Regions from separate parts of the Homo sapiens genome. Here region 1 is linked to region 2. A link is a contact called in ENCODE Hi-C or POLR2A ChIA-PET data. All regions are on one chromosome and are shown on one strand. Each heading gives the region's core, a stretch centred on a gene start or an enhancer-like site at or near the end of the contact. The rest is flanking DNA. Distances are from core to core; before and after follow the strand shown. Region 1 holds the start of SBDS (SBDS ribosome maturation factor). Region 2 holds the start of LINC03006 (long intergenic non-protein coding RNA 3006).

The links. Hi-C counts contacts between places; a loop is a spot of excess contacts on that map. ChIA-PET counts read pairs that join two places held with the same protein, here RNA polymerase II (POLR2A). Pooled maps may share reads with other maps.
Region 1: a map of naive thymus-derived CD4-positive, alpha-beta T cell shows a loop between it and region 2 (29-fold over the local background). The contact joins the promoter of SBDS here to the promoter of LINC03006 in region 2. A Hi-C loop is called at or near these places in 2 of 168 maps with a recorded cell type or tissue (both naive thymus-derived CD4-positive, alpha-beta T cell) and 7 of 50 pooled maps. POLR2A ChIA-PET finds 5 or more read pairs at or near these places in 1 of 52 experiments (CD4-positive, alpha-beta T cell).

What each region holds. Positions count from the first base shown.
Region 1 is chr7:66,994,336-66,997,639 of GRCh38, forward strand. It overlaps SBDS (SBDS ribosome maturation factor), which reads right to left and starts at 1,251. Exons shown (of 5, transcript NM_016038.4): 1 at 955-1,251; 2 at 1-6. The coding sequence starts at 1,082. TYW1 (tRNA-yW synthesizing protein 1 homolog) reads left to right here and starts at 2,498. Exons shown (of 16, transcript NM_018264.4): 1 at 2,498-2,647. The coding sequence starts at 2,644. RefSeq lists an enhancer at 635-684 and a silencer at 2,249-2,368.
Region 2 is chr7:65,769,455-65,772,329 of GRCh38, forward strand. It overlaps LINC03006 (long intergenic non-protein coding RNA 3006), which reads right to left and starts at 1,356. Exons shown (of 8, transcript NR_038378.4): 1 at 1,013-1,356. RefSeq lists enhancers at 1-388, 389-1,011, 1,258-1,507.

The DNA of each region.
Region 1 (3,304 bases), core at 1-2,500, 1.2 Mb after region 2:
TTTTCCCTTGTGAGGGCAGGAGAGAAAGTCCTATGTGAATATACTTGAAACTTGGACATGCATTTACATTTAAATACGAGATGGCAACAACATGAACGGCAAGACACAACAAATCCCCCTGATGACCTTTAGTGTAGAGGGCAGTTTTCTTTTTCTTACCCCCCAACCCCCGCCCCTAGATGGAATTTCACTGTTTTTGCCCAGGCTGGAGTGCAATGGCGCGATCTCGGGTCACTGTAACCTCAGCCTCCCGGGTTCAAGTGATTCTCCCGCCTCAGCCTCCTGAGTAACTGGGATTACAGGCATGCGCCACCACACCCGGCTAACTTTGTATTTTTAGTAGAGATGGGGTTTCATGTTGGCCAGGCTGGCCTCGAACTCCTGGCCTCAAGTGAACTGCCCGCATCGGCCTGAGGGAACATTTTCAAAACTCAGAACCGTATTTGCCTTACCATTTGCTCACTGGAGAAAAATGTCATGGGAGGACGTAAGAAACACAAGGGTGGGGTGGGGTGCAGACAGCTGCTGCCACGGAATGCCAGTCCCTAGATGGCAGCAGTGAAGACACTACGCACTTTAAACTGCTAGGGCTACTGAGATCTATGACACCAGATGTACCCACAACTATGACAGTATTCGTAAGACTAGGTTCTCAGCCATCATTATTCTAGGAAAAGGACCACAATTACGAGATTTCTTGGCTGCAGCTTTTATGACACCAACAAAACAAAACCCCAAACCAACAACCCAATCCGAACCAACCAAATAAAGAAGAAACCCTTGGCTTAGGCGCCAAGCTCGGACAGCGACGTCTCATGCTCACAGCAGGAATGTTCCATTTCCTCCCCGGCCAACACCCCAGCCTGGCCCATTCACTCGACTTGGGCAGAGACAGGCCGCCTCGGAGGTGACGGCTCAGGCCCAGGCCCAGGCCCGAGGGAGGGGGCTACTCACACGCCGCTCCGCCAGCCGACGACCTTGTTTTTGTAGCAGGCGATTTCGAAGCGCTTCCCGGCACGCTTCATCCGTACCACGGCCACATTGGTTAGGCGGATCTGGTTGGTGGGGGTGAAGATCGACATCGCGGCTGTTCAAAGACCCAGAAGCCGGCGAACCAGGGCTGACCCGCGCCGTCCAGCCTGAAGGCCACCAGCGCCTCGCGGTAACGACCGATCGGCGCGCGGCACTGACCCAACCACCAGTGCGCGGCGCCGCGACTCACTAGCTTCAGGCAGCCGTCACAGTGTGTCTGGCAGGCTTACTTACTGCGCAGGCGTCAGGTGGAGCAGAAGCCGGGAGGGGAAAAGTGAGCGATGACGCCTGCGTATTGTGGCTTTTTACGCCATCTTTCCACGCCCAAAAAGGGAGGTGCTTTTCCTTGGCGTATTTACTTTCGCCAATGAGCTGAGAGCTCTGACAGGATGCTCGCGGATGTTTAGTGACCGGGTTAAAACACAGCGTTGGCACCACCTCGTTCCGCGGAATTCAAGGGCCAGACCCACTTTATAATATAAATATTTTTTATAATAGAATTATTTTATAATAAATATTTTTATTTACTCACCCTTTTATAATAGAAATATTTTAACATAAAATGTAGACAAAAAAGTGTAATGAACCTTCTATGTACCCATCACCCCGCTATCAACATTTTGCCATCCTTGTTTTATTCTTTTTTCATTTTTTTGTTGCTTTTTTATTTACAGTTTTTTTTTTAAGTCAGTCTCACTCTGTCACCCAGGCTGGAGTGCAGTGGCAGGGTCATGGCCCCACTGCAGCTTCGACCTCCTGGGTTCGAGCGATCTTCCAGCGTTAGCTTCCCAAGTAGCTGGGACTACAGGTGTGAGCGGCCACGCCAAGCTAATTTAATTAAATAAATAATTAAAAAAAATTTTTTGTACAGACGAGGTCTCACTATGTTGCTCAGGCTGGTCTCGAACTCCTGGGCTCAAGCGATCCTCCCGCTTCGGCTTCCCAAGTGCTGGGATTACAGGTTTGAGTCACAGCGCCCGGCCGGTTGGGGGTATTTTAAAGAAACCATCATATGGTTTCAGCATTAAATACTTCAGCCTATAGCCCTTAACAGATACACGCGACGAGATTAACTACAATTCCTTAATATCATCTAATAGCGAGTCCATCCTCGGGTTTCCCAAAAATAATGCCTTTCTACAGTCGGTTTATTTCAGTTAAGATCCAAACAGGCCCACATAGCATTTCCCCCGCTCCCCGCTCCTTTCCTCTTTTAATTTTCCCATGCCAATCATTTCTCTCTGGGCCCGCCTTTTCCCAGTCTGAGCCAATCCAAATGGAGGCGGAAGCGCTCCGCCTTCATCGCCTGGAACTCTGGGAGGTGCTTATTTCTGGGCACGCCCCCTTTCCCCTCTGAGCCAATCGGAGCAGGGCCGAGAGCGCACCGGGCACTGGCTTCCTTTCCCGGAGCTCTGGGCTTTCCTCTGGGCCCACCTCTTCGTCCTCTGAACCAATCAGGACCGGCCTGGCAGTGTCATGGCTGCCCACAGGTCTGCAGGCACTCGGTACGCCGCTAACGCGGCGAGGTAGCTCGGTGCGTCTCGCGGTACCAGTGCGAATCATCGGGCTATCCAGGTCCGAGATCCTAGTCTCCTGTCGGCTCTGAGGAGGATGGGTAAGGGCACTCGGCGGGCAAGGACCCTGGGGCGGCAGGGGAGGTAAACGTTTTACTGAGACCCTCTCCGGGCGGAGTGGCGTCCTCGGTCCCTTTCCTTCGGAGACTGTTGCACTTGACAGCACCGGCTAGTCGCCGCTGAGAGCAAGGAGGACTGATCCCTACTTTTGACCTGGCTTTTGCCTTTTGAGGCTAGGGGGTTAGACAGAAAACTACCCCTCCCACTTTACCTACGTGTATTAGGACTTTTGCACCTGTAAAGCCTAAATTTCAGGCCTCGACTTTTGAAATTGCTCCCAGGTTGAACGTTTGAAGCCAGGTCCCTGCATATCTCTCTTAAAAAAAAAAAAATGAGGTGTAAGGTCAGTTACTTGAGAATCTTTTACAAGTTTAACCGTGAGCCTTTGAAAGTACAGTTAGTAAAAAGAGTGCTTTTACTACTTAAGCTTTTTTTATGGAGCAAGCACAACAAAACAAAATTAATTTCACATGAAGTATTTTTACTTTGTGTTCCTTCTCTTGCTTCTAAATGCTCATTTCGAAGTGAAGATACAATTTTATATTCTGTTTTTTCTTTGAGTTAGTGTTAACAGTGTGATAATTTTATTACGTTACTACATAGTGTGTTATTTTTATTACAGTTGTTCCCCACCCCCC
Region 2 (2,875 bases), core at 106-2,605:
AATCCTTCTGCCTTGGCCTCCCAAAGTGCTGGGATTATAGGTGTGACCCACTATGCCTGGCCTTGAAAATCCATTTTATTTCATTTTTTATAATTTATTTATTTTTTTGAGACGGAGTCTCACTGTCACCCAGGCTGAAGTGCAGTGGCACAGTCTTGGCTCATTGCAAACTATGCCTCCCGGGTTCACGCCATTCTCCTGCCTCAGCCTTCCCAGTAGCTGGGACTACAGGCGCGCGCCATCACGCCTGGGTAATTTTTTTTTTTTTTTTGTATTTTCAGTAGAGACGGGGTTTCACCGTGTTAGCCAGGATGGTCTCGATCTCCTGACCTCGTGAACCGCCCGCCTCGGCCTCCCAAAGTGCTGGGATTACAGGCGTGAGCCACCATGCCCAGCCGAAAATCCATTTTATTTATTTATTTACTTATTTAGGTGTGACCCACCATGCCTCGCCTTGAAAATCTTATTTATTTATTTAGAGACAGAGTTTTGCTCTTGTTGCCCAGGCTGGAGTGCAATGGCGCGGTCTCGGCTCACTGCAACCTCCACCTCCCGGGTTCAAGCAATTCTCTGCCTCAGCCTCCCGAGTAGCTGGGATTACAGGCGCCCGCCACCACCCCTAGCTAATTTTTGTATTTTTAGTAGAGACGGGGTTTCACCATGCTGGCCAGGCTGGTCTTCAACTCCTGACCTGGTGATCCACCCACTCGGCCTCCTAAAGTGCTGGGATTACAGGTGTGAGCCACCGCACCCGGCCAGTCCCTTATATAAATTTTTAAAAAGATGTTTTCTTCGTTTCCTAGCCCCTTCTACCCACCTACAAAGTTCCAAAGGCTTTAATACTATTGCAACGGCAGTCAGAGGTCAAGCTGGGGGGGTGCGGTGCAGCTCCCTAACGCGGGGCAGCCTCAAAGGGGGCCGACCCTGCCCAGCACGAATGGCACCGGGCGGTGGGGGACGCTCTCGAGGTCCCCGGAACATGGCTGGGGGAAGTGTTGGGGGGTGCACATACCCAGGCTCAGCTGAGGCGAGTGCGCGGCCAGGGCTGCAGCTGGCGCTGGCTGGTACTTGCTCAGGCCATTGAGGAGCTTCTGGGCGACCCTGCGCTCGTGCCTACCAGGCGCCAGCCAGTAGGTGCGCAGCGCCTGCTCCAGCAGCGTCAAGCCTTTGCTGCGCGGACCCCGCAGGCCGGGAAGTCACGCAGGTGGTAGTAGTCCAGGTGGTCGTAAACTCCTCCTCATAGCTTATGGGTGGCGGCGGCTGGGCTGAAGACTGCGGACAGGACATCCCGCCCGGCCGCCTGTGGTCACCCTCCCGCGCAGGCGCGCTCCTGGAAGACCCAGCACCTGGAGTTCCGATTGGCTCTGCGTGAGGGGCGGGCCTTTGCGACATCTTGGGGGCGCCTTCGGTGACGTCACAGGGGCGGGCCTTCTGCCACGTCACAAGGGCTGTACAGTTCCTGGAGCTGGGCAGTCTTCTCAGAGTGGAGCCTGGTAACCGCGACCTCCCCGCCAGTTCCTGTGTGTTGCTGGCTGGAAAGGGGTAGTTGACAAACTCCCACCCAGCACAGTATTTATGTCGGTCAAAAATGGAAAACTATGTGTCCGGGCACGGCCCAGGAAGGAGGATTCCTTCAGGCCAAGAGCAGCCTAGCAATATGGCGCAACCCCACCTCTGTAGTCCAACCTCAGCCTCCCAGCTACTTGAACCCCAAGATTCAAGGCTCCAATGAGCTGTGATCTCACCACAGCACTCCTGCCTGCGAGACTGAGGTAAACCCTGTATAAAAAAATAAAAAAGAAAACTATCCAAGTGTACAACCGGGAGGGACTGCTTAAAGAACACATGAGGCTCCCTGGGCCGTGCTATCCCGGCACTTTGGGAGGCCGAGGCAGGAGGATGGCTTGGGTTCAGGAGTTCGAGATGCGCCTGGACAACATGACGCAACCCCGTCTCTACGAAAGATACAAAGATTAGCCAGGCGCGGTGCACGCTTGGCCTAATTTTTGTATCTTCCGTAGAGATGGGGGGGGTCTTGCTATGTTGCCCGGGCCGGTCTCGAACTCCTGGGTTCAAGCGATCTTCTCACCTTGGCCTTTAGAGTTGTTGGGATTACAGGCGTGAGCCACCGTACCCTCCTGGGCTAGGCTATTTAATAACATAAGAAAGTGCGGTGGCTCACGCCTGTAATCCCAACACTTTGGGAGGCCGAGGCGGGTGGATCACCTGAGGTCAGGAGTTTGAGACCATCCTTGCCAATATGGTGAAACCCAGTCTCTACAAAAAAATACAAAAATTAGGCTGGGCGCGGTGGCTCACACCTGTAATCTCAGCACTTTGGGAAGCTGAGGCGGGCCGATCACCTGAGGTTGGGAGTTCAAGACCAGCCTGACCAACATGGAGAAACCCCATCTCTACTAAAAATACAAAATTAGCCGGGCGTGGTGGTGCATGCCTGTAGTCCCAGCTACTCAGGAGGCTAAGACAGGAGAGTCTCTTGAACCCAGGAGGCGGAGGTTGCAGTGAGCCGAGAAGCATCACTGCACCCCAGTCTGGGCGACAGAGCAAGACTCCAGAGCTTGAGACCAGCCTGGGCCATGTAGTGAAACCCTGTTTATAAAAAACAAACAAAAAAAGCCAGGTGTACCTGTGTCCACCTGTGGCCCCACTACTTAAGAGTCTGAGGCAGGAGGATAACTTGAGGCCAGGAGCTGAAGGCTGCAGTGAGCTATGGTCATCCCACTGCTCTCCATCCTGAGCAATAGAATGAAACCTTGTCTCTAGATAGCTAGCTAGCTAGGTAATTGATACGTAGTTTTCTATCGGAAATCTTTTTCCTAGACTTGAACATGTTTTTCTAAAGTAGCATTCAACA